Linked DNA regions of Mus musculus: region 1 is linked to region 2. Evidence: chromatin loops called from intact Hi-C (ENCODE). Cell type or tissue: heart. All regions are shown on one strand. Links, peaks and the distances in the headings refer to the core of each region. The heading gives the core; the rest is flanking DNA.

What was found. Peaks named below come from ENCODE experiments on the same cell type or tissue, not always from the same donor. Only the 100,000 strongest peaks of a DNase experiment are listed, where the experiment ranks them.
Region 1: a loop joins it to region 2, with 6 times the contacts of the local background. A loop is called at or near these places in 9 of 42 quality-filtered maps.

Annotation. Positions count from the first base shown.
Region 1 is chr7:83,686,082-83,702,982 of GRCm38, reverse strand. Il16 (interleukin 16) reads left to right here. Exons shown (of 19, transcript NM_001360087.1): 3 at 14,790-14,898. Among named protein-coding and RNA genes, the nearest start is that of Il16, 38 kb to the left of the region's middle. In heart, for the core only: a CTCF peak has its summit at 6,964 (motif pointing left); no DNase peak of the experiment used is centred there.
Region 2 is chr7:83,793,922-83,810,822 of GRCm38, reverse strand. Cfap161 (cilia and flagella associated protein 161) reads left to right here and starts at 15,984. Exons shown (of 7, transcript NM_029335.3): 1 at 15,984-16,081; 2 at 16,738-16,827. The coding sequence starts at 16,013. In heart, for the core only: a CTCF peak has its summit at 8,051 (motif pointing right); a DNase peak (open chromatin) is centred at 8,242; H3K27ac peaks cover 946 bases.

The DNA of each region.
Region 1 (16,901 bases), core at 3,673-11,672, 110 kb after region 2:
TGTGTTTTATACAATTATTTCCTACAATAATATCTGAGAATGTGGAGAGACAGAGTTGAGAATCATTTGGGAAGTGGTTGATATTCCTTGGAGACTGGATACTAGGATTCTTGATGGCCATCACAGATAGGATGTGATCTTGCTATGAAACACAGGCTAGTCTTGAACTCATGGGTGGTTTTAAAAACATCTGCCTTAGACTCCTGAATTCTAGGACTGTAGGCACATACCACTATGGCTCACTTTGAATGGTTTTATTATACAGGTCATATATCATATAATTAAGTGAATAATATTCTGTGGTTTCAGCAGCATGTCTGTAGAATTGTACAATCATCACTGCTAACTTTAAAACCATTTACCACCTCAAAAGAAACCCCATAGGTTTTAGAAATTCCCCAAAGCCCACCCTCTGTCACACCCCCGTTTCCCATAAGACCATGAGCTTCAGAGACTATGATCATACTTACTCTATTCCTATCAGCATAGTTCTGGACATCTCATAAATGGAGTCACACATAAGTGATATTTTCCACTGATTTACTTTGATTACTATGACACTTCCAGTCATCTTATTGCAGACTGTATTATCGCTTAATCACTTGTAGTTGACACATAATATTATAATGTATGCATATACCAAGCTACCTATCTGTCACTTAATCAACGCTGAGTACTTTTCTATTTTTGGATACTATGAATACTTCCTCTTTAAACATTTGTGTGAAATTTTACATGGGTGTATGTTTTCAGTTTTTTAAAGTATACCTAGGAGTGAAATAATACTGTATTCATTTTTTTGACAAATTATTCTGTATATAGTAGTACATGCCTTTAGTCTTATCACTGAGGCAGGGGCAGGGGCAGGTAAATTGCTCTGCCAGCTTGTTCTACATAGTGAGTCACAGGACATGCAGAGTCACAAAAAGAGAACCTATCTTGAAAATTCACAACAAAACATTTTTTTTGAGAAATCTTCAGCCTGTTTTCTAAATCAGTTTCATTGCCTTACATTTTTACCTTTAGTGTGAGACTCAAAATTTTCGTGTATATGTATGGTTATATATGTACGTGTTCACACATGTGGAGATTCTTGTGTATGTGTATGCAGGCCCACCTGTTTGCACACTCATGTACAGGCTAGGGGTTAGCTTGGGGTGTTATTTTTCAGGTGCCACCTACCTCATTTTTATGTATTAAAATATTTTAATATGCAAATGAAACAACTAACTAGTAGACATGAAGAGGCTATTAGAGTTGTTCTCATTTATTAAAACACTGGAATGAATTTGAAGAACTTAGTCATCCCATTTCCATTCCCAATACTGTGATATCTCCATGATTCTAATGTAGATGGATGAAGGCTGAAAGCCCACACAGTCTGCCTGAGTTTTGCATGATATAAGTAGTTTTATCTGCAGTTTTTACTGACAGGCCCAGTGGTAGTGAAACAATGTAATCTATCATTGCAGGTGAATTTATCTTTTGATGGCTTTCTTCTTTTGATTTTATTATAAAATTACTTTATTGCAGTGAACTCTAAAATAAAAATATCTCGCAGCTAGATTAGAGTAGCCACTCAAAGACCTGTTCAGTTCCTAACTCTACTCATCTCGGTGAACCCTTAGAATGGCCATTCTGAAACTGTGGCTCTTGGATTAGGATTTTATATGTTCACTATCAACTGCATCTTTATACACTTAGTCATCACCTGACCCCTCCCCTCCACAGAAACTATGATGGAGTTGAAAATAGAAAAAAAAGTATTAGCTTTATATCTTCTCCCACAACTCTTGTGCCCATTTACCTGTATTCTGTACTTTCCCATTACCTAACGTCACTCTCTCTTGACTTTCCTAATTAGTAAGCTGTACCCATGCTAACAATGATTTATATGCACTTTTACACATTTCAGGCTAGGATCCAGGTATGAAAGAAAACACCTTGTGTTCTAAGGCAGGATCGCACTGAGTAGTCCAGGCTGGCCATCGAGCTGCTAAAAGGATGGCCACCTTCCCAGAAGTGGAATTGTAACTGTGTGCCACCATGCTAGGCTGGGGGCTGAATTTAGGTGCTAGTATTGCAAGGCAAACATTTTTCCCAGTGGGGTACCTCCCCAGCCTACGGATCATTTCTCAAGTATCTTCTCTCTGCTGGTGGGAAGAGTGAGGGTGTGACTTTAGCCCTTGTAGCTTGCATGAAGCAGTACCTCACCTTGGCCTTGACTGGCATGACTACTATTCTGTTTCCTTTCTGTTGCTATGACAAACTCCAGGACCAAAGACAACTCAGGGCAGGAAAGGATTTGGTCTACATTTCCATTTGCCTGATTTTCTTCTTGGAGTTTTACTGCTCTGCCTCTTTCTTAGAGACATAGAACCATTTTTGAACTACTTTGTATGTATGGTGTGAGAAAACAAGTCCAGAGCCTAAACTTCTCCCAAGGCTTACAAGTCCCACTGCTCCACCGGGAAAGCTCATTTTGCATGTGGACTGCTAGCTGACCTCACTGAAAAGACTGACACTTCTGGAGCTTGCTGGCTGCATTCCTCCACATTGGAAACTTTTCTGTTCTCTTTTGAATGGAGTTGCTGTGAGTGCTGCATCTGAGGGAACCCCACATCATAACCCTCTTTCTTATAGACATAGGACTGTTGTGAATTACTTTGTGTATATGGTGTGAGAAAGAAGTCCAGTTCCTTTATGTAGAAATATGTCTTTCCAAGTATCATTTGTTAGAATGATTCTTTTCAAGGCATCAAATACCACGGTAGCAGGCTGACCTGAGCCAGGACCTTGTACTGGGACAGGAGCAAGAATGGGCATGCTGAAGAGGCATGAGAAGATGGAGTTAGGACATGGTGACAGTGGTCATGTTGTGGATAAGGGGGTGAACATCAAAGGGAAGGCTTGGGTGTGTTTGTCACTTCCCCTGGAGACTAGCAGATATGCAACATCTTCCTTTTGACTAGGTAGTTGCCCCACAGCCAATCTGTAGGAGCCTATTGTTTTGTTTGTAAGACACAATGCCCTAGAATTCGTTGCCATCATCCTGGGGTCACCCTCTTATTCCATGGGAACTATGTAGCTTTCCAGTTTTAGAGTTTAGGGCTGTTGGTCCCTAAAAGCAATATGGCTAATATTAATGTTGAAAAAGACTTTTTTGGCCAAGGCCATTTGGTCCCACGAGGACTGGTTGGCACAGAGATGGAGGTCTAGGTAATAGTGGGGCGTGTTGCCTACAGAACTGCTGCCATGCTCTCAGTCTCTGATGAAAACAAGGATAAGTGTGTTCCAATGACTTTGTTAGCCCCTTAACCTCAGTGACAAAGCCTCAGCATGGAGAGAAGCCCCACCTTGGGAGCAAGAACAGAAGAATCCTGTTCTGTGTGCTGCCGAGGGAGGCCTCTGTGGAACTGCTCTCAGGGATCCTACAGAGACTCCTTTCATGAGAAGCTGCCCCACCCAGGACATGCTTGTCCAAGAGTGGTCAGGCTCCTCTGGGAGCCAAGGGAAGCAGTTTGATTCCCATGAATCATTTTCTGATATGTGATCATTTCAGAAAAAGAGGCAGCCTGGAGGCTTTAAACGTAACCGTCTCTCAAAATCATCACTCAAAAGTACAGAGCTGTAAGTGATGGCAAGGTTTGGTTAGCACATTTCTCAGTCTAGAGAGAAGGAAACCGAGCCCCGAGCAATGATACAGCAAGTTCGGAGCCATGAGGAAGTCAGCTCTGCAGGCTTCAGGACCCACCCTCCACCTCCTCACACAATTCTGGTGAGGAGGTCACCAAGTTTGACATCTTAAAAAAAAACAACAACTTGTTTGAGATTTATTATGTGTGTGTGTGTGTATGTTTTGCCTGTATGTGTATCTGTGCACCACATGCATGTGTTACCCATGGAAACCAGAGGAAACAGTGATGTAAGAAGGTATTGGGTCCCCTGGAACTAGAGTTACAAATGGTTGTCAGCTGCCATGTGGATGCAGGGAACTGAACCCCAGTTCTCTGGAGGAGTTTAGCCAGTGTTCTAAACTGCTGCACCATCTCTCTAGCTTCTTCTTTTAAAATAAAATTCTTGTGACAGAGTATACATACTCATGTGCGCATACATGGGTACACACACACACACACACACACACACACACACACACACACAGAGAGAGAGAGAGAGAGAGAGAGAGAGAGAGAGAGAGAGAGAGAGAGAGAGAGAGGTTTGAGGACAAACTTGAGTGTCATCCTTACAAATTCTACCTCCTTGAATGCCGGCTATGATATTAGCCTGGAGATTGCCTATTAGGCTAGACTGGGCAGCCAGTGAACCCTAGAGATCTTTGTGTGTCTACATCGCCAGTGCTGAGATTAGTTCACCATCATGCCAGACATTTTTGTGGGTGTCAGAGATTAAACTCAGGTTATCATCTCACACAAAGAACACTTTATCAACTGACCCATCTACTCAGCCTCCAGCTTGGCAATGAAATAAACTCAGAGCACATAAGAATACTGTGGCATTGGTGTTCCAGACACAGAACGTCTAAAAACATGTGCATTGCCTTGTTTCAGGAACTTTTAGGTTGCAATTTTTTTCCTCAGTGACGCAACATTGCCACTAAAGTCTGATCTTCATCCATCGGTGTGTTTCTACGTCCGCCACAGTGGTATCTAAGGAGACGTTCCAGCCACACCAGGCTAAAGAGTTTTCCCACAATTATGCAGATGCTTACTGTCAGGGCCCTCATTAGGTGCAGCTTTTTGGAGCTTACAGTCTGCTCACATTGCTGAGGGAAAAGATCAACTGCCATGAGACTTACATCGGAGATGGCTTTGTTTGGGGGATATGGAGTGGTAAGGCAGGAGGGCCCAAATAAATGGTCTCACTGCCCTGGAGAGCAAAGTCATGAGACAGGAATGTGCTCCAGGGATTAATGGAGTCCCATGAGGGATCAAGATGGCTTCTTCTGGATCAGGCCTTCTTCAACCAACACTGAAAATCTCAGAGAAAGATTCCCTCAGGTTAACAGAGCCCCTGCCCTCTCATCCAGGTGGGAAGGGAATGGTTTGTTCTGTTTCCTGTGATTTTTCTGCCACCTTCATCTGACTAGCCAACAATTTCTATTTTAGATAAGGGATTTTTATAAGAAAAAAAGATTCTACTATTGTTAACAGTTGAAATAAATATCATGTTAATGATTTAGCTTGGGCCTGATTACAATGTAACAAACATCTACTGTTAAGCTGGGTGTGGTGGCTGGGTCCTATAATCCCAGTACTCAGGAGGATCAGAAGTGAATGGTTATCCTCTCCATACTGAGTTCAAGGTCAGGCTGGGCTACAGGAGACTCTGTCTTAAAAGGGGGAAAAGGTACTGGGAGAAATAGCTGCCCCCAAAGAACTTGCTGTATATGCAGGAGGACTTTAGCTCAAATCCCCAGAACCTACATTAAGAAAAAAATAAAAAGCAGAATTTAGGGCTTAGTGATGGGAATTTGTAATCCAGCACTGAAGAGTTAGACAGGTGCCTCCACATACACCTGCCTATGCAAGAACATACACATACCCATGCAAGAACATACACATACCCAAGCAAGAACACACACACACCCATGCAAGAACATACACATACCCAAGCAAGAACACACACATACCCAAGCAAGAACATACACATACCCATGCAAGAACACACACATACCCATGCAAGAACATACACATACCCATGCAAGAACATACACATACCCATGCAAGAACACACACACACCCAAGCAAGAACATACACATACCCATGCAAGAACATACACATACCCATGCAAGAACACACACATACCCATGCAAAAACACACACATACCCATGCAAGAACATACACATACCCATGCAAGAACATACACACACCCCATGCAAGAACATACACATACCCATGCAAGAACATACACATACCCATATAAGAACATACACATACCCATGCAAGAACATACACATACCCCATGCAAGAACACACACATACCCATGCAAGAACATACACATACCCATGCAAGAACACACACATACCCATACAAGAACATACACACACCCATGCAAGAACACACACATACCCATGCAAGAACATACACATACCCATGCAAGAACATACACATACCCATGCAAGAACATACACATACTCCAGACAAAGGAAAAGAAAGGAAAAAGTAGATATCATTTCATCATTCAAGTACATTTTTGCTAATTCATGAGAGCTGAGTCTTGTATGTCATGTCTTGCCTATTGTGTATTCTCACAACTAGGAAGAGGGCCCAGTACATAGTAAGTTTTAGCAAAATTTGTGAATGATCTTGCTAGTTCGGTGCATCTATATGTAGTTCTTTTTACTGTATTTTTTATATTCTGTGGTTAGACTATTATAAAGTATTTAAAAATGTATAGATAACACAAGTACAGTCACAGTAAAAACTTTTAAACATTATTTTAAGATGAGTTTAGTGTGCTGTGTCTCATGTGTATACCATTTTCTCTTTACTTTCATATTATTAGACAGTTAGAAGTGGAAATATACAGTCTGAATACACACCTCAATTGTGCTTCAAGAATAAGGGTCACCCTTGGATGGGTAGTTATTTCCCATGCCTAGTGGGCCTGCAAAGGTCCCAAAGCCACATTAATATACATTGTCCCAATAGCATGCATGAAATGGAGCTGATACTGGAGAGGAGTCTTCACATTAGAGTTGGGACATGACCTTACCTGACTGTTGTAATAAAAAAAGTATCTCTTGGATATTAGGTGAGATATTCTAATATGCTCAAAGAAAGAGTTCATATACTTAATTTTGGAAATCAGAGCCTTAAGAATTTAACCAAATCAAACTTACTATTGTATATAATCACAGCTTTCATAGCTATTGAACAATTTCCCATATTAGCACAGTTAAAGATTGGTAATCTTGCTCAGGTTAACACAGCGCCATCTGCTGCTCGATAGAAAAATGACAGCCTAGGCGTCTGCCCAGACTTAATCTCTGATTTTCACATTGACTTTCACAGGAAATAAAAGGGAATTGATTTGTGGTTTCTTGTGTCAGAAAGGATATAGCTTTAGTTTTTAAGGCTGTTACTGGACTTCTGGGTCCATACTGCTTACAAATCCCGCCAGGTTAACTCCACTAGTTGCAGAAAATTCTTTCAAAATTCAAGAGAAATAGAACAGCAGCCAATGGACGGAGCTTAACTGTGCTCTGGCACCTGTGAGAGATCTCTGTATGCCATGTAATGCAGGTGGACTTGAATTCAGGGAGGCTCAGTAGCCTGCCACCAATGGCACAGCAGAGGAAAGCTTTGAAATAAATGGGGCAGATGGGAGCAGTATCTTCAGAGCTGGCCTGCTGTTGGGGACAGGGTGCTGATTAAGAGGCACCAAGTGAGAGTTCGAGGCAGGACAGAGGGGGGCTTCCTCTCTTCAGATGTTGGAGAATGTGTACCACTTGGCACATGTAATTAACCAGGCCCTTCCATAGCTGCCTTCTCAGACAGGTAATTATGTTAGATAGAATAGGGGTCTCCAGCACAGGGCAGTACTAAGTGCCTGACCCCAAATCCCTAAGCTCTCTATAGCTACAGCTTTCACATCCAGTGAAAAATATCCAAAGGTCATTTACCAAGCCATTCAAATTCAACAGCCCACAGATATGCTTTTGTTTACCGAGTTTCCCATCTATAGGTTCCCTGAAACACACCCACACCACCCCCAACATGTGTGTGCTTGTGTGTGTGCATGCATGCACTGTTGTGGAAGTAACTGATTAAACCAATGTTTTTTTCTTTTTTTTATTAGGTATTTTCCTCATATACATTTGCAATGCTATGCCAAAAGTCCCCCATACCCTCCCACCCACCCACCCTCACTTTTTGGCCCTGGAATTCCCCTGTACTGGGGCATATAAAGTTTGCAAGTCCAATGTGCCTCTCTTTCCAGTGATGGCCAACTAGGCCATCTTTTGATACATATGCAGCTAGAGTCAAGAGCTCCGGGGTACTGGTTAGTTCATAATGTTGTTCCACCTATAAGGTTGCAGTTCCCTTCAGCTCCTTGGGTACTTTCTCTAGCTCCTCCATTGGGGGCCCTGTGATCCATCCAATAGCTGACTGTGAGCATCCACTTCTGTGTTTGCTAGGCCCCGGCAAAGCCTCACAAGAGACAGCTATATCTGGGTCCTTTCAGCAAAATCTTGCTAGTATATGCAATGGTGTCAGCATTTGGAAGCTGATTATGGGATAGATCCCTGGATAAGGGAGTCTCTAGATGGTCCATCCTTTTGTCACAGCTCCAAACTTTGTCTCTGTAACTCCTTCCATGGGTGTTTTGTTCCCAATTCTAAGAATGGGCAGTGTCCACACTTTGGTCTTCGTTCTTCTTGAGTTTCATGCGTTTAGCAAATTGTATCTTATATCTTGGGTATCCTAAGTTTTGGGGCTAATATCCACTTATCAGTGAGTACATATTGTGTGAGTTCCTTTGTGATTGTGTTACCTCACTCAGGATGATGCCCTCTAGGTCCATCCACTTGCCTAGCAATTTCATAAATTCATTCTTTTTAATAGCTGAGTAGTACTCCATTGTGTAAATGTACCACATTTTCTGTATCTATTCCTTTGTTGAGGGGCATCTGGGTTCTTTCCAGCTTCTGGCTATTATAAGTAAGGCTGCTATGACAATAGTAGAGCATGTGTCCTTCTTACCGGTTGGAACATCTTCTGAATATATGCCCAGGAGAGGTATTGCTGGAACCTCCGGTAGTACTATGTCTAATTTTCTGAGGAACCACCAGACTGATTTCCAGAGTGGTTGTACAAGCCTGCAATCCCACCAACAGTGGAAGAGTCTTCCTCTTTCTCCACATCCTCGCCAGCATCTGGTGTCACCTGAATTTTTGATCTTAGCCATTCTGACTGGTGTGAGGTGGAATCTCAGGGTTGTTTTGATTTGCATTTCCCTGATGATTAAGGATGTTGAACATTTTTTCAGGTGCTTCTCTGCCATTCGGTATTCCTCAGGTGAGAATTCTTTGTTCAGTTCTGAGCCCCAATTTTTAATGGGGTTATTTGATTTTCTGAAGTCCACCTTCTTGAGTTCTTTATATATGTTGGATATTAGTCCCCTATCTGATTTAGGATAGGTAAAGATCCTTTCCCAATCTGTTGGTGGTCTTTTTGTCTTATTGATGGTGTCTTTTGCCTTGCAGAAGCTTTGCAACTTTATGAGTTCCCATTTGTCGATTCTCGATCTTAGAGCACAAGCCATTGCTGTTCTATTCAGGAATTTTTCCCCTGTACCCATATCTTCGAGGCTTTTCCCTACTTTCTCCTCTGTAAGTTTCAGTGTCTCTGGTTTTATGTGGAGTTCCTTAATCCACTTAGATTTGACCTTAGTACAAGGAGATAGGAATGGATCAATTTGAATTCTTCTACATGATAACCGCCAGTTGTGCCAGCACCATTTGTTAAAATGCTGTCTTTTTTCCACTGGATGGTTTTAGCTCCCTTGTCAAAGATCAGGTGACCATAGGTGTGTGGGTTCATCTCAGGGTCTTCACTTCTGTTCCATTGGTCTACTTGTCTGTCGCTATACCAGTACCATACAGTTTTTATCACAATTGCTCTGTAGTACAGCTTTAGGTCAGGCATGGTGATTCCACCAGAGGTTCTTTTATCCTTGAGAAGAGTTTTTGCTATCCTAGGTGTTTTGTTATTCCATATGAATTTGCAGATTGCATTTTCTAATTCAATGAAGAATTGAGTTGGAATTTTGATGGGGATTGCATTGAATCTGTAGATTGCTTTTGGCAAGATAGCCTTCTTTACTATATTGATCCTGCCAATCCATGAGCATGGGAGATCTTTCCAACTTCTGAGATCTTCTTTAATTTCTTTCTTCAGAGACTTGAAGTTCTTATCATACAGATCTTTCACTTCCTTAGTTAGAGTCATGCCAAGGTATTTTATATTATTTGTGACTATTGAGAAGGGTTTTGTTTCCCTAATTTCTTTCTCAGCCTGTTTATCCTTTGTGTACAGAAAGGCCATTGACTTGTTTGAGTTAATTTTATATCCAGCTACTTCACTGAAGCTGTTTATCAGGCTTAGGAGTTCTCTGGTGGAATTTTTAGGGTCACTTATATATACTATCATATCATCTGCAAACAGTGATATTTTGACTTCTTCCTTTCCAATTTTTATCCCCTTGATCTCCTTTTGTTGTCTAATTGCTCTGGCTAGGACTTCAAGTACAATGTTGAATAGGTAGGGAGAGAGTGGACAGTCCTGTCTAGTCCCTGATTTTAGTGGGATTTCTTCCAGCTTCTCCCCATTTACTTTGATGTTGGCTACTGGTTTGCTGTAGATTGCTTTTATCATGGTTAGGTATGGGCCTTGAATTCCTGATCTTTCCAAGACTTTTATCATGAATGGGTGTTGGATTTTGTCAAATGCTTTCTCCGCATCTAGGGAGATGATCATGTGGTTTTTGTCTTTGAGTTTGTTTATATACTGGATCACACTGATGGATTTCCGTATATTGAACCATCCTTGCATTCCTGGGATGAAACCTACTTGGTCAGGATGGATGATTGTTTTGATGTGTTCTTGGATTCGGTTAGCGAGAACTTTATTGAGAAATTTTGCATCTATATTCATAAGGGAAATTGGTCTGAAGTTCTCTATCTTTGTTGGGTCTTTCTGTGGTTTAGGTATCAGAATAATTGTGGCTTCATAGAATGAGTTGGTTAGAGTAGCTTCTGTTTCTATTTTGTGGAATAGTTTATGAAGAACCAGGATTAGATCTTTTTTGAAGGTCTGATAGAAGTCTGCACTAAACCCATCTGGTCCTGGTTTTTTTTTTTTTTTTGGTTGGGAGACTATTAATGACTGCTTCTATTTCTTTAGGGGATATAGGACTGTTTAGATCATTAACCTGATCTTGATTTAACTTTGGTACCTGGTATCTGTCTAGAAACTTGTCCATTTCATCCAGGTTTTCCAGTTTTGTTGAGTATAGCCTTTTGTAGAAGGATCTGATGGTGTTTTGGATTTCTTCAGGATCTGTTGTTATGTCTCCCTTTTCATTTCTGATTTTGTTAATTAGGATGCTTTCCCTGTGCCCTCTAGTGAGTCTGGCTAAGGGTTTATCTATCTTGTTGATTTTCTCAAAGAACCAGCTCCTCGATTGGTTGATTCTTTGAATAGTTCTTCTTGTTTCCACTTGGTTGATTTCGCCCCTGAGTTTGATTATTTCCTGCTGTCTACTCCTCTTGGGTGAGTTTGCTTCCTTTTGTTCTAGAGCTTTTAGGTGTGTTGTCAAGCTGCTAATGTGTGCTCTCTCTAGTTTCTTTTTGGAGGCACTCAGAGCTATGAGTTTCCCTCTTAGAAATGCTTTCATTGTGTCCCATAAGTTTAGGTATGTTGTGGCTTCATTTTCATTAAACTCCAAAAAGTCCTTAATTTCTTTCTTTATTCCCTCCTTGACCAAGGTATCATTGAGAAGAGTATTGTTCATTTTCCTTGTGAATGTTGACTTTCTATTATTTATTTTGTTATTGAAGATCAGCCTTAGTCCATGGTGATCTGATAGGATGCATAGGACAATTTCAATATTTTTGTATCTGTTGAGGCTTGTTTTGTGACCAATTATGTGGTCAATTTTGGAGAAGGTACCATGAGGTGCTGAGAAGAAGGTATATCCTTTTGTTTTAGGATAAAATATTCTGTAGATATCTGTCAGATCCATTTGTTTCATAACTTCTGTTAGTTTCACTGTGTCCCTGTTTAGTTTCTGTTTCCATGATCTGTCCATTGGTGAAAGTGGTGTGTTGAAGTCTCCCACTATTATTGTGTGAGGTGCAATGTGTGCTTTGAGCTTTACTAAAGTGTCTTTAATGAATGTGGTTGCCCTTGTATTTGAAGCATAGATATTCAGAATTGAGAGTTCCTCTTGGAGGATTTTACCTTTGATGAGTATGAAGTGCCCTTCCTTGTCTTTTTTGATGACTTTGGGTTGGAAGTCGATTTAATTAGATATTAGGATGGCTACTCCAGCTTGTTTCTTCCTACCATTTGCTTGGAAATTTGTTTTCCAGCCTTTCATTCTGAGGTAGTGTCTATCTTTTTCTCTGAGATGAGTTTCCTGTAAGCAGCAAAATGTTGGGTCCTGTTTGTATAGCCAATCTGTTAGTCTATGTCTTTTTATTGGGGAGTTGAGTCCATTGATATTAAGAGATATTAAGGAAAAGTAATTGTTGCTTCCTATTATTTTTTGTTCTTAAAGTTGGCATTCTGTTATTGTGGCTGTCTTCTTTTAGGTTTGTTGAGGGATTACCTTCTTGCTTTTTCTAGGACGTTTTTTCCGTCCTTGTATTGGTTTTTTTCCGTTATTATCCTTTGAAGGGCTGGATTCGTGGAAAGATAATGTGTGAATTTGGTTTTGTCGTGGAATACTTTGGTTTCTCCATCTATGGTAATTGAGAGTTTGGCTGGGTATAGTAGCCTGGGCTGGAATTTGTGTTCTCTTAGTGTCTGTATAACATCTGTCCAGGCCCTTATGGCTCTCATAGTCTCTGGTGTAAAATCTGGTGTAATTCTGATAGGCTTGCCTTTATATGTTACTTGACCTTTCTCCCTTACTGCTTTTAATATTCTATCTTTATTTAGTGCATTTGTTGTTCTGATTATTATGTGTCGGGAGGAATTTCTTTCCTGGTCCAGTGTATTTGGAGTTCTGTAGGCTTCTTGTATGTTCAGGGCATCTTTCTTTAGGTTTGGGAAGTTCTCTTCTATAATTTTGTTGAAGATATTTGCCGGTCCTTTGAGTTGAAAATCTTCATTCTCATCTACTCCTATTATCCGTAGGTTTGGTCTTCTCATTGTGTCCTGGATTTCCTGGATGTTTTGAGTTAGGATCTTTTTGAATTTTGTATTTTCTTTGATTGTTGTGCCGATGTTTTCTATGGAATCTTCTGCACCTGAGATTCTCTCTTCCATCTCTTGTATTCTGTTGCTGATGCTCACATCTATGGTTCCAGATTTCTTTCCTAGGGTTTCTATCTCCAGCGTTGCCTCACTTTGGGTTTCTTTATTGTGTCTACTTCCCTTTTTAGGTCTTAGATGGTTTTATTCAATTCCATCACTTGTTTGCTTGTGTTTTCCTGCAATTCTTTAAGTGATTTTTGTGCTTCCTCTTTAATGTCTTCTACCTGTTTAGCAGTGTTCTCCTGTATTTCTTTAAGTGAGTTATTAATGTCCTTCTTGATGTCCTCTACCATCATCATGAGATATGCTTTTAAATCCGGGTCTAGCTTTTCGGGTTAAACCAATGTTTTTTATAGCTAGTAAAGTTACAAAATAGAACATGACTGCCTCACCATACACTTCTAATATCTTGGAGAAAGGAGATGAAAAAAAAATTCAAGCTTTTCCAGAGTCTTCTCTCACACAAGGAAGAGTCATATTTCCTTTCACCATGAAAGTGAAATGAGACCAACCATATTGTTTAACATACTCAATATAATAGAGACTCACTCTCTCTGTGAGTGTATGTGTGTGTAACGTGTATGTGAGTGTGTGTGAAGTGTGTTGTGTATGTGATGTGTGTGTAGTATGTGTGGGGTATGTTTGTGAGTGTGTGTGAGAGAGAGTATGCATATGAATGTGTAGTGTGTGTGGTGTTCATGTATATGTGCATGTGTGTTTGTGGTGTGTGCATATATGTGTGTATTGTGAGAGTGTGTGTGGTGTATGTTGTATGTGTGATCTCTGTGTTGTGTTTATGTGTGTGTATACTCTTTTGTATGTGCAGAGATCAGAAGTCAACACTTCCTTATTCACTCTACACCTTATTTTTTGGAGACAGGATCTCAAACTGCACCCAGAGCTCACTGATTCAGCAAGACCTGGCCAGTGAGCTCCAGGGGTCCTCCTGCCACTGCTTCCCCAGTATGGACACAGGCATACTAGGCTGCACCTGGCTTTTCACATGGTACTAGGGATCCAAACTTAAGTCCTCATCCTTACTCAGCAAGCATTTTATAGATTACACCAGCCCTAGAAACTATTCATACAAAAAAAAATCATTGCTATGAAAGAAGTGATGTCATTCAATATGGTAAGACAGAAATAAAAGAGAATCATAAACAATTGATATGACTTTTAAGGTTCTAAATTAAGTGCTGACAACTAGAAATCAGTAATGTAATAAATTTACAATGCTCAGAAGAATGCATGGATGTTTCAATATTCTAAAGCTCTATAATATATGTTCAACAATAATTTTGTGAGTGTCTTTGGTAGAATCTCAGGACAGTGTAGCACCCTCATTATCTCTAGCACACTCTCTGTTCACACCACTTTCCAAGCCACATCAGAGCACTGCCTTTCTCAGTCGTGATCTTTCATATTTGCTTATGGTTAGCCTTTGTTTACTAAAGTGTCAGTTATCCAAGGTCAGCTCTTGTCTGTCGTGATCACTGCTGAATTCCTCATGTCTAATGAAGAACCTGACATATGCATTTGGTGCATTTGTTTAATATTTATGTAATTTCTATTGTTAATTACCTTTTAGTTTAATGAATGTGTATCTAGGAATAAATGGTTGCGAGTGGTCCTAAATCCAGGTCTCAGAGTGCCTGCTACTTTAGTAGAGATAGAGGCAAATCAACAAGTATTTCTCTGGTCCATGCCAACAGCCCATTAAGCTAAGCATACTTGTCAACTCTAACTTGCTGTATAAAAAGATGGGAACTGTTTTCACAGGAATCTTCTTCAACTTCCTCTAAAGAAAAGTCTGGAAAACCAGAAGCACAAAGTAGCAGCTTCCTGTTTCCTAAAGCTTGCCACCAAAGGACACGCAGCAACTCCACCAGTAAGTATCTTCCCAAAATATCTTCTGGAACAGGGCTGTGTTAGTTCCTTTTCTGTTGCCGATAAAACACCATGACCAAGGCTGTTAAAGAAGGAGAGTTTTTGTTGTTGGTGGTGGTGGTGATGATGGTGGTGGTTGGTTGGTTGATTGGCTAGGTTTTTTTGGCTTATGATTCCAGAAGGCTAGAGCCCATAATGGCTGAAAGAGACAGCAAACAGTCATGCTAGCAGGAGCAGGCTGCTGAAAGCTCACATCTTGAACCACAGGCAGAGAGCAGAGAGAGAACTTCAAGTGAGAGATTTTAAACTTTCAAACCCGCCTCCAGTTACAAATGTCCATCACAAGGACTCAGCTCCTACACCTTCCCAAACAGCACCATCACCTGGAGACCTATGGATTTACATGGGCCTATAGGGGCCATTATCATTCAAACCACTACAGGAGTTTAACTGCTCCTGAATATCAGAACTAGCAGGACAGCCAGTGCTGTGAGGGAGATTAAGACTGGCTCTTCCCTGGTCTTTCAAGTATAAACCAAGATGGGAGCTGTTTGTTTCTCAGAGAATATTTTTCACGAGTGTGCTTCCCAGACAGCTGGAGAGGTTATCATTTGCCTTACCATGCCTCTGTGATCAGTTCTTCCTGGGTGACATGCTGAGAAAGAAAGGAAGGAAGGAAGAAAGAAGCAAGGAAAGAAACAAAGAAAGAAATGAGCAGAGCAGCTCCTCTAGCTGCTGGCTGAGCTAGCTTCTTTCTGTCCCTCCCTATGACCTATGTTGCCTTATCAGTGATATGATAGGGCCTGAGGCTGGAAGACCTCAGGACTCTTGATTACTGTAAATAGAATCAGAAGAATGAAGAAATTAAGACTACAGTGAAACATAATACTAGCCATGCTAATACTGATCTCTGCTAATGTTTTCAGTTAATTCCATACTCTTCCCATGTGACTTCAGAAAACTCCTATGCACAAGTCACTGGAAATTCTGTTCTAAACACTATTTTTTCTTTTAGTGGAAACACACTATTTAACTATATGAACATTACAATCTACTAACCAACTCTCTCTTCTTAGATATTTGCATTACATATTATATAGAGATTATATATAATATGTAGATATAAATTACTATATTAGTCTCTCACTAGCATAATTCATATTGTTTACTTGATACATTAAATTTTATCTGCACCCATGTTGGTTCTAAAGGGTAACCCTGTTAGCCTCCATATCTGCAAATGGGAAATACTTGAAAAAAAATTACATTTGTATAGAAAATGTGTAGATTCTTCTCCTCGCTGTCTTCTAAACAGTCCAGCATAAGAAGTGCATGTCTATGCATCTATTATGTGATGATAATGCAGTAAGTTTATACAAAACATGGAAAAGCACTACTTATTCTGGTATCTGCAGGGATTCCTTGAAGCAATTATTCTCCGTGAACACTGTGTGACAGCCACATAGGTTGAAAGCCAAGTGTGTGGTTTATAGCTAGAGTCCCACCATGTGGGGTGTAGAGGTAGGATGCTCAGGAATGTGAGGCCAGGCTGGGCTACAGCAGTTCCTGTCTCAGAAACAAATCAAAACAAAACAAACAAAAACCAAACCAACCAAAGAAACAACAAAACCAAAGCAAAAAACACAAAACAAAACTCCAAAGCAAAACAAAAGAGAGCAGATTCCAGGGCGAGTGTGCTTGGGCTGGCATCTAGCTTCTTTGGAAGTGATTATCTCAGTGACTTTAGGAAGGTTTCTTGACTCTCTGAGCCTCATTATTCTATGTCACTGTCAGCCATCCTTAAATGAATTAGGACCCATTTGGAGGCTTGTGTGACTTGGTTTCTTGTTAATGTAACGACCTAGGAGTTGACTTTTGGCTTAAACAGTAGGTCGATACAGCTTAAGAACTGTGGCCACACTTTAGCCTGACACTCCTCCAGCAGCAAACATGAACACCTACTTCTTCACACTGAATTATTTTTATTTTTTAATATTTGTCGCA
Region 2 (16,901 bases), core at 4,202-12,201:
TTCCTCTTGGAAGTAGGAAGCAAAGTTTGGGATTTCTTTTTTTTTTCTTTCTTTTGCTGAATGGGTGGATGAGGGTGTCAGAGAGGAGGAAGGGAGGATCCCCCCAGTACCATTTTAGGCTGTTTCCCTTAGCAACCCCACGGATGGATTTCCGTGCAGCCTCTTTCCCTTCCCGGTTCCTTTTCTGTTTTCCAAGGGGAACAATGAGGGAGTGAGGGATAAGCGGTGATGTTTATCTTTCCAGCTCAGACCTTTCAACTGCTGGAATCCCCCAGGGCTGGGGAAGGGTGGGTGGAGTCACTTCCCACTGTTGCCAAGGGTGGGAGACCAGTCCCTCCTGCTGGGGCAGGGGGTGCGTGGCTTCCTCATAAATAGGAAATGTATCTCCCAAATTGGAGTCATCAAGGACTTATCTCCAGCCGCAGACACCAGAGAGGAGCCCTGCCCTATCCTTTATTCCGAAGAGAGAAGCCTGCCAGCGGGGAGAGGAGAGGGTCACTCGAGAGAACCAGCCCGGAGAGCTGCGCTGTCATTCAAGTGTCAAAGGAGACATCTTCCTGCCAGACTTCCCACACTGGCCTCTGCCCCTCCTGGAACACTTTATTCAGGAATGGGAGGAGCACTGGTTCCTTGTAGAATAGAGAGTCAAGGGGAATTTTGGTCCATTCCTTGGCATGAGTACAAAATTCTGAGCCGAATATCTACTTGCTTAGAAACTGCTCATATCTGAGCAGCAAGCTCTTTACTGACCCAGCCACCTTCCCAACCTGGGATCTTCTAAAAACACCTACCATTGCCAGGTATTTATTTCCAGGCTTTAAACTTGCCTTTGTGTATTCCTTAGGTTCCCAATTTTTTGTCCTTCCCAAAGACAGTGGTTCCTCTTTTCACTTCCTCAAACCGAGGGCTGGTTGAGCCAGTCCGAACTACCCAGTCAGTAACTTGATACCAGTTTAATGTGTTTGAGGAAGTAGCTTGGGGGGATACTTAGTTCTGTGGGCTTTGTTTTGTACCAGGTCATGCTAATTTTCCCCAAGGAACTTCTGATCCATCCGGGTTCCCTGCAGAAGTTATAACAGTGAGGAGGAGGAGGAGGAGGAGGAGGAGGAGGAGGAGGAGGAGGAGGAGGAGGAGGAGGAGGAGGAAGTGGAAGCAGCACTGGGTTAGAGGCAGACACATGTGCTGTTCTGCCAAATATTCTACTTTTAATTTTTACCTAGCACTGATGGTGGTATGAAGTCTTGGTGGTCTCAGAGGTGATTCTGGGGACTCTGGGCAACAGTAACTTGCTAGCCCATGGCCACACATTCATAATGGAAGAGCCAGGAACTACTGGTCCTCTCGCAGATCCCCCTGGAGCTGTCCCCTGATCTTTCTCAGTGCCTCTGCTTGTCCTTGCTTCTTCTGGCAGGGATGCTGTGGGATGCTGATTAATGAGCAGTGGCACCCTCCGAAGCTCAGCGTGGAGACAATGACTGGATCGGTTCCAGGAATCTGAAGTATGCACCTGACCAACTGACCTCACTGTGTTGTTGTAGGCCACACCAAGGCTCCCTTCCTTGGCAAAAGGTTTTGTAGCTCTGCAGGCACACTTGGGGGCGGCAAGTACCATCTGGAACACTAGGGTGAGACTGGCATCCCATTGCTACTGAGTCTCGCCATGCTCCCGAACTGAGCCAACAAATGACTCTGCCACATGGCAGGAGAAGTGTGCCAAGAAGTCCAGGTTTATTTAGCACAAGTAATAATGGGCCTACAATATTCGCACACAGGGAAAGGATCAGGAAGACTGGCTGTGATCTCCCTGAGTTGATGGGTTAGAACTGGGTCAGAGAAAGTGTTGAGATGCGGCCAAGTTCAGGTTTTCTAGGCCAGTAGCTGTACAAGATCTCTTGCAGGAAACTTAGAGGAAGGTGATCCATACTGTACTATAAAAACTCAATCAGAAAATTGGGTCCCAGCAATTTGATAGATTTTTTTTTTTTTGATTGCTGAGGACAGGGACAGGCTTTCGTCCTTGGTAGAAAAACACAAGGGACCCTGGCATAGTTTACAGATATCTCAAGACCCAGGGCTTAAATCGTAAGACAGGAGATGGGGTTGCTGGTGAGATGGCTCAGCGGATAAGAGCACCGACTGCTCTTCTGGAGGTCCTGAGTTCAAATCTCAGCAACCGCATAGTGGCTCACAACGATCCATAATGAGATCTGAAGACAGCTACAGTGTACTTACATATAATAAATAAATAAAATCTCAAAAAGAAAAAAAAGACAGGAGATGGGATCAGAAGTCAAGTTGGCCCTAGGTCATTAAACTGGACAATAATTTGGTAGGGAAGAACTTTGTCTTTCAGGTTGAATACAGTATGGAAATTCTATAAGCACAGAACACCCTGAAGTGAAGGGAGCGGCGGCAGCTAAAGGAAGGTTAATTCAGGTTTGCCAGGCCCGGGCACTTATGGATTTGAAAGATTAAAAGTGTCAACCCCATGGCAGCATGGTCATTAGAGGACTGAATCCCAGAGAAGTACATCATTGCAAAGAAAGCCGAGGCAACTCTGAGCACTCAGGATGAACCCAGCATTGCTCAGATCCACTCACAGGCCTTAAGGCATTTAACAGTTGAAGTGAAGGAGTGAAGTAGGCATCCGTACAATCTCTATTTCCAGCTAAGAAAGCAGAGGGATGGAGGAGGAAAAGAACGTACAAAGTCACCTAGCCTGCAAGTGATAGAGCTGGTTTCCGAATTCCCTTCATCCAGTATCTTATAGGCAGGTTCTTAGAGAAGAAATGAACACTAGATGTTGTTTCAAACAGGAAAGGAGCAGATGATGCCAACGTGGACAATGAAGGTTTTGATGTTTAATCGAATGCTGAAAGCTCCATTGGTGGGAGCTTTTAGCCTGCAGAAATGCTGGCAGCTTCTCTGAAGGCAGCAAGGATCCAGAACCTTTTAGCAGAAGAGGCAGGCGAACAGAGATGGAGCTCAAGAGCCTTGCACACCAAAGTGGACTGATCTTTTGTTACGAGTGGGTAGGGATGTGCGTGTGACAGAGATAACTTTGACTTTTCAGAAAAGGGTTTTTTGATTGTGGCTTCTAGTGAGCCTCATACTCTGTCTTCCCCATTCCTGTTCAGGTGCCCCAGATTCCCTCCCAAGGCAGTCATCTTGATATCCCAAGCTCCTTTTACTGGGGCAAGCAAGGGAGTGGAGGCAGATCTAAGAACAGAAAAGATGGAATATTTGCAGGCAGAATCTGCTGTTGCTATTCCATTGGTTCATTTGTTTCTGTTTTTGTTTGTTTGTTTGTTTGTTTGTTTTTCTGAAACAGAGTCTTTCTATGTTGTCTTGGCTGTCCTGAGATTCTCTCTGTGAATCAGGCTGACCTCAATTCAGAGATCTGCCTGCCCCTGCCTCCCAAGTGTTGGGTTTAAAGGTCTGCCTCACCACACCCAGACATTTCCACCATATTTTGTGACAAGGAGTTGATGTGTATTTCCTGTCGAGAACACATGTTCTGAAACCTGGAACTTACGCACAAGTTTTTAAAGACAGAGAATTGTGACTTCAATGTGTCATGGGACATCAGATTCGAGACTTTTCTAGACAAATGAGCATCTCATCAGAAGGGTAGTGATAGAGTTTAGCCTCGCTCCCAACTGATGTCCGTGGCAGGTGTGCATGAGTCACATGCAGTGAAAAACAATGGGGGCAGGACATGAGGTCAGATTGCCCTGACTTGAAAAGTAGAGGGAGATAAGTGAGGGGAGCCAGGAGCTGCGAGGAAGACATTCTTTCCTACAAGTGCAACACTGGCTGTGATAAAGGATGTAACATAGCCAAGAGTAAAACAGAGCTCCCTTCTGAGCCTAAGTGAAAGGTTCTAGAAGGATAGTTATTGCAACTCATAACCTGAGGGAAAATGCATAGAAGAATTTGTTCTAAATGTCTTATATCTAAGCCTTTTTAAAACCGAAGTTTGTTAAAATTATGGTAAGTATCATCAGATCCAAGAGGACCAGCTGGTAAGAAGTTGGTGGCTTTTAGGGCTTGGGTATAAGACAGGATTTCAGAGTTGAATTTCAAGAACACTTGAGAGTGTAGACTGGCCTTGAAGACTAGAAAGCTCAGGTGAATGAAACAGTGGGATTTGTGGCCCCTCCAGAGAACAGAAGAACAATAGTGAACAGGTTGAGAGTAAAAGGACTGGGACAGGCGTCGTGGCCACTCTGGTTCTTCTGGTACTAAATACACCACTATTACAGCCACAAACCACACAAGATAGATTTAAGGGAACTATTTTCCTTGTTTAGGGCAGAACTGACAAGGCAGATTCAGGAGATTCTTGGGACATTTTACATGTGGAGTTTTTATCTAATCTTTGTAAAAACTATAAACATGTAGTATATCTTCTATGTGTGTGTGTACCTGTGTGTGTGTGTGTGTGTACCTGTGTGTGTGTTCATGTGTGCACATGTGGGTATGTGTAGAGGGAAGTGTCAATTCCTTAATTGGTTCTTGATTGTGTCAATAAAGGAGGCAGAAGCCAATTGCTAGGTGAAGGGAAGAAGGTGGGACTTCTGGGACATAGAGAAATTCAGACCAGGCTTTGGAGAGAGGAAGCTGCAGACATGTAGGCCTTGGGGCCCCTAGAATTTGTAGCCTCTGCTGTGAGCAGGGAGAATGGAGATAGCTAGTTAATAAGATTAGTGCAGGAAATTCTTCAACTAGTCATTGAGTTATCTAGATAGTTTTAAAATAACAATAAAATAAAAAGTAAAAATAATAAAAAAATAAAACTGTCTGTGGCACTGAGGTGGGCCGGAGAAGAAAGAGGGAAAAATGACCAACTGGCTGTTGGTGGAGCTGAGTGGAATTGGTGGCTGCTGATCTCAGAGCAAAGCCGAGAGCACGGGCAGACCACCTGAGAAGGTAGAAGCGTGTTTTTAAAAATTACACAAACAGGTATGAGTATGCATATGTATATGCAGGTCCATGAGTGGAGGTCAGAGGACAAGATGATTGTTGGCCCTCAGGTACCATCCACCACCACTACTACTTCTACTACTTCTTCTTCTTCTTCTTCTTCTTCTTCTTCTTCTTCTTCTTCTTCTTCTTCTTCTTCTTCTTCTTCTTCTTCTTCTTCTTCTTCTTCTTCTTCTTCTTCTTCTTCTTCTTCTTCTCCTTCTTCTTCTCCTCCTCCTCCTCCTCCTCCTCCTCCCCCTCCCCCTCCCCCTCCCCCTCCCCCTCCTCCTCCTCCTCCTCCTCCTCCTCCTCCTCCTCCTCCTTCTTCTTCTTCTTCTTCTTCTTCTTCGATAAGATCTTTTCACTGGCCAGGATGAACTTTGCCAAGGAGGCCAGGCTAATGGGTCTGCCAGAAGATTCCCAGGAACTGGAGTTAGGGATGGCTATGGATGCTACAAATGAAGTCCAAGAACCTCGGTCATTAACCAAATCAAAAGCTGTCTTTTCAAAGCCTTCTTTGTCAGTTCCCTCTGCTTATAAACCATGTACATATGGAACTAAAGGTTCTTTATTGCATCTGAGTCTGGCCAGACCATCTCCTTTCATTGTATCCTATCAGAACAGGTTGCTTGGGGCTGGACCTGTCTGTCTCCTCCACCTCCATATGTTAAAGTCTTTTTCTCTGTGTAATTGAATTTGGAGGAAGGAAAAGCTTTTGGGAGATAATCAAGCTTTATATAAGACCATGAAGATGGAACCCTCTTTAGTGGCCTGATTGGTGAATAATGATGCCTATAGCCAATAGCTGGGCAGAAGAGAGGTAGGCGGGATTTGGGTTTCCAGACTTGGGTTCTGAGGAGACCACTAGAAGGAAGAGAGAGAAGAGGGAGGAGAGATGCCATGTAGGTGAGTTATAAAAACATGGCCATGAGGGCTGGCCAATTGGAGTTAAGAGCAGCCCAGATGGAATATATCAAGTTATAATTTGGGGCTGTCATGCAGAAGTAGATTCTAATAGCTTGGAGGATAGATAGATATCTCCCCAGCTCTAGTGCCAATTAAGGTTTATTATGGATATAAAGATTGCATGTCTTTTTATCTGGGAACCAAGTGATAAAAGGTGGGGAAGAGACCCCTGGTTTGAAATGAAATAATATAACATGTAACCAAACAAGAAACAACATCAGGTGGGAAGAGTCTATTCTGGCTCATAGTTAGAAGCTCAGTCCAGCATGGTGTCAGGAGTGGCTTTCCATTGTGTTGCTATTAACACTAGGCTGCTTACCCCTCATGTAGGCAGATGAGTTGGGAGTTGGGTACCCACTTTCTCCCTTCAGGACCCTCATCCACAGAATGCCACTGTTCACATGCTCAACAATTCTACTCTCACTGAGTTTTTTTTTTTTTCTTTCAAAATGTCATTGGAGACGCACTTGCTAATGCCCTATGCATTCCTTAATTCAGTCAGGTTGACAGTGTAGATTAATGTCACACTGGGGAAGCTGGTTTGCAGAGGCTGGAGGACAGAAATTCATCTGGGACCCACATGACCCCCAAGCCTCATTTTGAGCCTTGTATATGAGGGTAATAGAGAATCCTGTCACTCAAGCAATGGTACTGGGGAAATTGAGATCCATTTGACACCAGCATTCAGGACTCAGAACAGGTACTTAAAGGCTTACTGAGGCTCAGGTAGCCAGAACAGGCAAAAGATCAAGCCCATGTTGAAGCCAGCCCCAATGTTTGGTGGGTGGGTAGCTATGCACCTTCAGTGAACAACAGTGACTGGAGTTGTGGAAAAACAGCACGTACTGTACTGCAGTTGGACCCAAGAAAGCTTCAAAGAAGGAAGCTGAGTAATTTCTAGGTGTAACATGTGCTTTGAATCACCCGCTGTGAACTAGCCACAGTTCTACAAATAGTGTCAATGGGACAGAAGGTGCAACTGGGGCTCACACAAGGGCCCTGATCCCTGCGGAGAAAACATTGCCCTGAACGGGGATTTTTTTTTTCCCCCAGAAAAAATACAAAGCACCAGGCAATGAGGCCAACTAGCTGAATCCAGTCTAGAGATGTGGAGGGTACTGGACTTTGAAGATGGTTTTGATGCCTGAGAATAAGTTACAGGAGGAAGGGTATTGAAGAGATAAATTCTAAGAGAAGAAACAGTGAGGTTGATAGTGACCTCTCAGACTTGGCTTCTCTTAGAGCATGCAATGAAATATTATTTACAGGAGAGGAACCTGAGACAATTAAACAGTCATTTTATAAATGTGTGTGCGTGTACATGTGCATGTGCGCGAGTGTGTGTGTGCGCGCGCGCGTGTGTGTTTTGAGACTAGGTATTGACTACACTAAATAACTCACTGAATAGGCAACGAAGACTTTGGCTTCTGCATCTCCTTGCCTCTATCCTTCTTGTTCTGGGATTACAAGCATGAACTACCAACCCAGTTTTCTGTGGTGCTGGGGATTATACTCAGGGATCCATGTATGCTAGGCAAATAACCTATCAACATCTCTGATATGCAGCTGGCTTCCATCTCAGTGTTCTTCAGGGCGAGGGACCATTAGTTTCAGACACACCATTTGGAAATAGAGACACACTTGTAAACTGGAGTCTCCTTTTCTTTAAAAATAAGCATAAATTAATTATGCATTAAACATAATGGTTTCACGATGACATTTCCATTCATGCATGTATAGTATGTGATCATATTCCTCTTCTGTTATCTTCCCTTGTCCTCTTTCCCCCATCTCACCGATCCCCTTCCCCTTCTCAACTAGTCCCCTTTATACTCTCATGTCCTCTTCTGGGGATGGAGTGACCCAATGATTTCCACTGGGATTCCTCACAGGGACATGCATATGGGTTTATATACAGGAGCATGGGTGCCTCTCCATTCTCCCAGCAACCACTTCTTCTTATAGATCTTTTGGGAGAGGATAGGCCTATTGAATCCCATTTCCCTAACAACTACCAAATGCCTATAGAGCCTTAAGGAGAAGTGGGGCCTTATGAGCCCTCTCCAAGTGGGACCCGGCAAGCAGTCCTGAAGCTTTCCTCAGTCCTGCCCTGGAGTTTTGTTTAGGGATAACACGCTATATCTATGATTTGTCACAAGAGGGCAGAATTGTCCAATTATGAAATCAAATCTATTTCTGAAGACTCAGGAAAGACCTGGTTCCGCTTAGCTGACTTTTGGTTGAGACTACACCAAGGAGCGTCCAACACAGACATCTAGAAGCTGCAAGCATCTGCGGCGTGAGGTGCCAGGTAGCTGTGAGGAGAACCCTGGCACCTGTGCTTGCCCAGACGCAGTGTCTTCATAACAACAAGCAGAAGCAGCTGCTGTGCCAAGGTGTTTCACACACCTCCTGACACACAGATCCCAACAACCACAAGACACAGGTTTTCACATATCTTACTTTACACATGAGGCAACAGAACCAGAGTTTGTGACTTTACTCAACGTCACAGTGCAGGTAAGTTCTGCCCCTTGAGTCAAGGACACCTGACTCAGAGTCAGGGATTTAAGACACAAAACTAGAGTAGTAACAATACCAGACTGAAAACTACACACTAATGTGCCTGAGGTCTGTGATTGCTATGAAAATAGAAAGCCACATTTTCCTGTTTTCTCTCCCCCCCCCCCCTTCACTCTTGAGTTTCAGTTCTGGCTCTTAGGATGCCTTGGGCACTTCCCAGAACTTCTCTGTATTTGTCAGTGAAGTAAAGCAAACCCTAGCTTTTCCTACTAGACTAAGGGAAGAGGAAAAGCACGCTGTCTGGGGAACTGAGTCTCTGATACCCTTGTTCAGCTACTACCCTAGAGCTCTGTAAGCACCTCACAGCTCTGTAAACACACGAACGAAGGCCCTGTATGCCCAACACTTAGAAATTCTGTATCTAAATAATAGTGATGGTGATGATGGTGGTGGTGGAGGAGGAGGAGAGAGAATGGAATCAACAGCTTATCTTTACTACATAGTGAATGTGACCATCTATGTATGAAATACTTATATTTTTGTGAAGCAATAAAGACTAGGTTTCTTGACCAGGGAGGTGGGATGAGTGGGTTGGTGGGAGACAGAGGCATTTCTGTGAAACTGGGGTTCGCTGAGGGAGCAAACTCTGAGCTGCATGCGAGTCACCCTAGCCTCCGTTGCTCATCGGGAGAAGCATGTGGCTTTCCGTTGCCCAGTTCTACAGCATGGCTCCAGAGGCTCAGATTGGCCCATGTATCTATACTGTGCTGCAGGCCCTGATGACTCTTCACTGTGATAAGATTGAAGTTTCTATCTCAACTCATTTGAGGCAAACCATAACACCACCGCCTAATTATAATATATCTATTTCTTGTATGCAATTCAGGTTTGCCTCGCCTCTGCTTGAATAGGGGGAAAAAGAAGTTTGAAATACATTTTCAATGATTTAGAAGACACTGTTCCTCTGTAGCTCTGGGGCCTCTCTGATCCCAGAAGACAGGCCTGAAGCTCCACCTTCATGCTGGCTAAAAGCCAGAGTCCTCTCAAGGACGTCGGTGAGTCTCCAGCAGGCTTCTGGCCTCTCAGATCCCCTGCTCTGGGGATCAGCTCTTTCCGCAGAGTCAACCTCCCTTCTAAGTGGGAAACATGTTTTTGTCCTGTTCTCCTAGGCAAAGACATTTGTCTTCTTTTAGTCCCTGCTTCCAAAGCTGAACCTGCCCTTGGATTTCCAAAGCCACCAGGGTGTTGTGGAAAACAACAGGCTTCCTCTTCACAGGGCCCACCCTCTTTTGCTGGTAGTGAGGAAGGTAAGGAGATGGGCAGCAATATGGTTCATCTGAGGTCAAGACGTCAGAGTGTGGAGAAGCGAGTGGGACATGAGATGATCGCATTGAAGAGGGCACCCAAGACTGAGTGCTAGAAGGCCAGGTTTGAGATGAAAGAATCCAAGGGAATGTAGCTATTCCTGGGGGTGGATCTAGGCTCTGGGAGAGTCATGTCTGGCTCAGGGGAGATATATGGTATTCATGTGGTGTTCTCTCCTGTAGGAGTCTAATGAAAACAGGAGGGAAAACCAGATGGCGACATAAAAACTTGGAAGACTTTTCTGCTATGTCAGCATCACATGTTCTTTTGTTTAGGGTGGGAATAGATGCCCTGGTTGGGTGCAGCATGAAAGAAAATGATGTCATTTGGTTAGAGTAGGACCATTTTTGGTACCTTGCCTTCTGTATCAAAGGACTCTTGAGTAGGAAGTCAACTTCCATTTAGAAATGCTTTCCCTGTGCCCATCCCCTACCCCTAGCCTGCCATCACTGTGCAGAAGGGCCTCCTCCTTCTTACTATCTACAAAGACAGAGAGCAGGAGTCTCTTATTTACCTGTTTGCCCAGGGTAAAGCACAGGATACCATATACCATGAGTCTCAGCTAAATACACAGCTTCCCACAATCTCCAGATGTTAACTTGATTCTTTTCTCATTCACGTCTACTGCTCTGTCCTTACTACTAGTGCTCCATGAACATGGCGTTCCTTCTTCCTGGTGTCTCCTAACAGCTTTCCTGACATGTCTGCCTTAAATCTACCAACAGCCCAGAGCCACAGCAGATTTCCACAGCTGGAATCTATCCTGCATCAGCTTTTTTTGAGAAAGTTCCTACTGCCTGTAGAAGAGGAGCCATAGGCCTTGATGGCAGAGGCCTTTTACCTTTACCTGTCTGCTCCCTTTAATTTTACTTATTTCACCCTGCAAGGATTTCTGGCCTCTCTTTTCTTCTGAGCCTGCCTTTACTCTGCTTCTCTGCCTGAAAGAAATTCTATTTTTTCTTTTTTTTTCCCCTTTTTTTGTTATTCCTGCTTCTTTGTATTCAAATCTTATTCTTTTTCTATCACCATGTTCTTTGAGCTTCAAAACCGTTTGCATTATAGTTTGAATGTAAACTGGCCCCTATTAAGCTCAGCTCCTGGGTTGTAGTGTTATTTTGGAAGGTAGAAGTTAGATGAGCCTAGTCAGAGGATGCAGGTTACTAGAGATGTCCCAAGGGAAGATAGGCCTTGTCTGGGTCCCTTCCCATCTCTGCTTCCTGTCTTCCGAGAGATGAAGAACTCTGTCTCACTACAACTACAATTCAAACTCCTTATTATTTAACAGTTGTGGTCCATCCCATGGGCCAAGTGAATGGGTACCTCGGATCCAGCCCAAGTTCTAGCCTCCGTTCTGACTCCAGCAAGGTGGGCACATCACTCTCGTGCACTGCATCTTTCACCTTGGATGTGATGGAGTAGCTGGTGCTGACCGTATGTTCCATGCACACCTGTAGGCACTGTGCCTGGGAGCTGGTCCTGCACAGCACTGTGGTGACCCAGGTTAGCCTAATGGGTTGCAGTACAACAGTGTTCATGGTGGTGTTGGTCTGGCAAAAAGCAGTGTTCTTTCTTTGAAATTGTTTCAAGGCAATGGGCTGAGTGAGACCCGGATCCATCTGCCGTCCCAGGACTTAGGAATTAGATGCAGGAAGATTTCTAAGCTCCAGTTTGGGGCTTCCCAAAGAGCTGAAAGTCTCAAAAGAAAATCTGTGGGTTGGGGATTTAGCTCAATTGGTGGAGCACTTCCTAGCACACACTAAATCCTGTATCCAGTCCCCAGCATTGTGCCCCTCATGTGGTGATGGCGTATGCCTGGAATCCCAGCACTCTTGAGGTAAAGGCAGATGGATCAGAAGTTCAAGGTCATCCTTCTCTTTTCCATGAAGCTAGCCTGGGCTACTCAACAAAAAACAAAACAAAACCAAAAACACCCAAAAACCCCAAAACTATATCTCAAGTATAGTCAGTGCTCCTCCTTCCTCTTCACAATTATTTATGTGTGTGTGTGAGTGCACTGTCGCTGTCTTCAGACACACCAGAAGAGGGCATCCGATCCCATTATAGACAGTTGTGAGCCACCATGCAATTTCTTGGAATTGAACTCAGGACTTCTAGAAGAACAGTCAGTGCTCTTAAACACCGAGCCATCTCTCCAGCCCTAGTCAGTGCTTCTTAAACTACTGAGTTTACAAGATGATCCTGAGAAACAGATTTCATGTTGAAGTGAATGTGGGCTCGGTTGCATGCTTTTTAGCTTGGCCATAGATTTCCAGGACATGTCTTGCACCCAAGACTCTGAGAAGCTCTGTGATTAAGAATCCTACTTATTTCCTACCTTCAATTTACTTGCCAACCTAATTCGTTCTCCTTTGCATCTATTAACACATTGCAGATTATTTTGGCCCCACCTTCCAGAGTGCTGGCAGTCTAGTAACCTTCTCCCATTTCTACCAATGAGAATTCTGATGCCCAGAGACAACAGTGCTTGTATGTCAAGTGGGAAAGCTGTCTTACCTGGCTTTCTCAGTGTGACACCGGGCTGCACTGCATTTCATCCACATCCAGTAAGGGAGTCTACAATCTATCTTTAATGCCTGTCTCCTGGTTCTCTTTCCCAGTGTCTGAACTTTGTCCCACTTCTTTTCCCTGAACATGAATCTTTTCAAGTGTTTCTGTGGCTTTTTTCTTTTTTTTTTTTTTTTCTACCAGATGTTTTACAAGTAAGTAACAAAAGATTCCAATGGAAGTTTCCTATGCTTCATCAAAATCATGAAAAAAAAAATAGCAAATACTTTTTGTAGTGTATGGCTGCTTTATGTCAAAGTCACAGTTGTAAAGCAGAGGGTGTGGGAGCCAGAGACAGATTTAGTCATCCACACAGGGCCAGCCATGAGTGAATAAATCAGTTTACATCTTGGTTTTGAGGGTTTTAAAGGAATGTAAATGAAAAATATTGTAATCACACACACACACACACACACACACACACACACACACACACACACACACACACACACAAAATATTTTATAAACTCAAAAAGAGCCTGAGGGACTTTTTCTTGTCCAAGTGATTGACAGACCTCTTCGAGTGACTCCCACAGGAAGGAGGAATGGTACGTCTTTGTTCTTTGGAAGATATCTCCCTGATGTCAAGTAATCTTGTAAGATTTAAGGCTCTTAGAGTCTATTTTAAAAAGTTATCCTTTAGTAACTTTCTAGGCAGTTTAGGATGTCTCATCTCCTTCCAGGGTGGGAAATAGTGCTCAGGTCCCATTCTTCTGATGGGTAAGTAAAGTTCTGCTCTTTTAGTTCTTATTTTATTGGCTGTTGCCTATGAGAGAGAGGTCCAGTTTCAATTCCCTCAAGGCCTCCTTGTTTAACACCCAGCCTATGGGGAACATGGAAATGCTTAAGGGGAGCAACATTGACTTTAAAGTCAGAAATCGGCATATAGAATCTTTGCTTTGTGAAACAGAACTCTTTCTCTCTCTCTCTCTCCCTCTCTCTCTCTCTCTCTCTCTCTCTGTGTGTGTGTGTGTGTGTGTTGAAATATGATCTCATTGTATAGCCCTAATTTGCTAAATAGATCAGGCTGGTGTCCAGCTCACAGAGATCTGTCTGCCTCTACTTCCCAACAGGAATTTAAAATATTTTTTTAAAACTATGTGCACATACGGGTATGAGTGTAGGTATGTGCACATGAGTACAGTGTCTGATAGAGGTCAGAGTTGTCAGATTCCCTGGTACTGGAGTTACAGGCAGATGGGAGCCACTCAACATGGGTGCTGAGAACTAACTCTAGCCCTTTGCCAGAATGGTGCTTACTCTTAACTACAGAGCCATCTTTCCAGCAACCCCTATGCCTATTGAAGGTAATTTTTGCAGGGCCCAGGCTGACCTCAAACTTACTTTATGTTTGAGGATGACCTTGAACTCCTGATCCTTCTGCCTCCACAGGGCGAGTACTGGGATTACAGATGTGTTCCAGCACACCTGGTTAGAGCAAGGCTCCTTCTGAGGGCCATACTATCAAGTGAATGCCTCATCATGCAAACATCATTTGCGGAGCCTTCCAGTCAAAGTCTTAAAGTTCCTCCGTATCTGCTATTGGCCCTCCCAGATCTCTGATCTTTTTCATGTTCTTAAATACCAGCTGCAGTGGATCTGGACATGATTGATTCACGGTGAGGAATAACCATAATAGACGTGGGTTTTGGAAAAAAAATCGCTTTGTACTTTGTTTCCAGATCAATTATTGCATGCGAGTTCCTCTCCAACATCAGTATTGGCTTTGAGCGCTTTGGGTGATAGTGAGCAGAAGAGAGTAAGAGCAAATGAGACAGTCTGGAGATGTCCCAGTGTGAGCTGCAGGAGATTGCTTCCAAGAGAACCCCACACACTGCTTTATAGTACCCTGTAATCAATAGGAGACACACCTTTTCAAACGGGGGCCAAAGCACCCTGTAGTAAATAATAAGCCAGTAACATAGTCATCTAGTGTCACTCTGAGCCTAATGTGCCATCTGTAATTGTGTGTGGCCTGCTTTTGTTCAGCAGATGTCACACAGGGTTTTCTCTTTTATACCAGCGTCGCCAAAAGCATGTGAGGGCTGCTTGGTGACTTGATGGCGCTGCCATGACATCACCAGACAGCAGCTTGCTTTTAGATTATTATGTTCCTGTATGAGCAATTACACATGCTGTCTATTGTTCACTGCATGCTACAAGGCTGGGTTTAGCAGTTTGAACCTAGGGATGCTGCTAGCTTCTCTGAGTCGGTCTCCAGTCTATCACATATTCTGAGTGACTCCTGTCTGATCCAACAGAATGCCTGACTTAGCACCTTCAGAAGCACCTGAGAGTGTGTGTGGTGCTGGAGGGGCAGGCAGTGGAGCCAGAGAGGAGCAGAATATTCCTACTTTTGTGTCTTATGCTTCAGCCTCCGGCTCAGGTCCTTCCAGGTCGACAAGGACACCTCCCCACTACCCCAGGTTTTGCTCAGTTGTCATTCTCATAGTCCCCATGACAGGAATGATTCATCCATCAGCTCTCCCAGTCTGTCTTTCATCACATCTTCAGTGACCTGTGTGTATTACAGTCTTCTGAAGTAATTTGTTTTCAGCATCTGGCTTCCCTTGATAGACTGGGTTTGGCTCTCACCTTCCACTTCTTGCTTGGGGTGGGAGACTCTGCACACTGGGGGACTGATTAATGAATGTATTCAGCTAGCAGCCAGCAGCCAGCAGCCAGCAGCAGGTGGTACTACCTAACTGCCTGTTCACCCCACTCATAACACAATATCCTCTTTAGGAAATGTTGGCTACACAAACTTTTTTAAATTAAAAAAAATTTTTTTTTAATATCAGGAGTGCCTGTAAATTGCAGGTTTGTCTTTGTGTTTGGACATGGGAAGGGAGGGTTGCTATAAAATTTGTGAAAATACAGACTGTCACAGAAATAGATATACACATTAATATATGCTAACACAGTAGTTTCTTCCTTTGGAAGCTGTGAGGTTTCGGCAATGCCCCTCTTTTTGTGTTTAGGTTTTCCAGCGTCTACAGTAAAGGGGTGATGTTTTGTGAAATTGCTGCTGACAGTGATTAGGAAAATAGGCTGGAGTTGAACCAAGCTTCCACAGAAAAGCTAGGGGCACTCGGGTTCCACAGCACTTTAACTTAGATTTTAGTTTAAAAAGCAAACAAGACAAACAAACAAACAAAATACAAAACCAAACATCAACAAGAACAACTCAATATTTTATGCCAGTTGTAGGCTGCACACCTGTGAGTCAAGAAGATCTCCAGCGCAAGACCTGACTGTGTTACATCATAAGTTCAAGGCCAGCCTAGGGTATGTATCCAGACCCTAACTTAAAAACCAAACTCTCCCCCAAAAAACAACAGAAAAAAAGTTTCAAAAATTTCTCCGCCTAGGGAACATTTGGAACAGTGTCCCCCGTCAGGGGTTTCCCAGATCTGCTTTGAGTGCTAGTCATCTGAGACAGTGGCAGTGGTGGGAGGGGCAGGGCGAGCTGGAGGGGGCGTGGGTCTAGTATGCTGTCACTTATTGGCCAGCCAAAGAGATCTTGACCAACTGGCAACTGGCAACTGCCTGGTCGTCATGGCAACGAAGCACGCTAACTCTGAGTGTCAGTGGAGGCTGGAGCTGGCTTTCAAGAGAGCAAGGGGCGATGGCGCAGAACGTGTATGGTCCTGGAGTGCGGATGGGCAACTGGAACGAAGATGTCTATTTGGAGGAGGTGCGCAGACTCCTGTCCTCTCGCATCCCTAGGATCCCAGACCCTATCCTGCTATCCTGCATGTTCTCTCTCTGCTGAGCATTTAGCATCCTATCACCCATCTTCATCTACTGCCCCCACCCCCCCTGTGCACCTTTGCTACCCGAGGTAGTTCACCTGCTGTCTCTGAGCACCCATGCTCACTGAATGTCCCGCTCCACATTTCCTGAACCCAGAGCAAGAACAGCTTGCCGCCTCCCGGGCCCTCTGGCCCTCACTAGGTTTGTGACACTCTCAGGTCCTGGAAAGGTTCTGGGTTACAAACATATGGAGAGGCCTGGGCTTTTCACATTCTCACCCAAGTCAGGAGGACCCCAGTAGAGACTGCTGACCTCCTATATATCACTCCTGATTGTTTCTGGACGAGATAAGCACAGGGGTCCTATCCTTCCCTTCCTTATGCATTTCTCTTTTCATCTCCTGCTCCCCGCCCCTGCCTCTGCCCCCATGACGTGCTGCCTACTGACATTTTTGCCATCCCCAGAGCGATCACGTTTCCTTTTGTGTCCTTGAACTGTCTTTGAACTTGAAGTGCTTCTGAGGAAAAAGCTATCAGTACCTGTGCTCTGCAACAGCTCTGTCCCTGACTCCCCTTTTCTCGGTCTCTGCATCCCCAGGAGCGCATGAGACACTTCCTAGAGAAGAGGGAAAAAGGAGAACTTCTTATTCAGAGAAACAGAAGAGTGAAGAAGAACATTTTGAGACCGGTAATGTCAAATTCCAATGCCAATTTCAAAATTCTGCCTAGTTAAGTGTGAGTTAGGCAAAGAAAATTTCTATG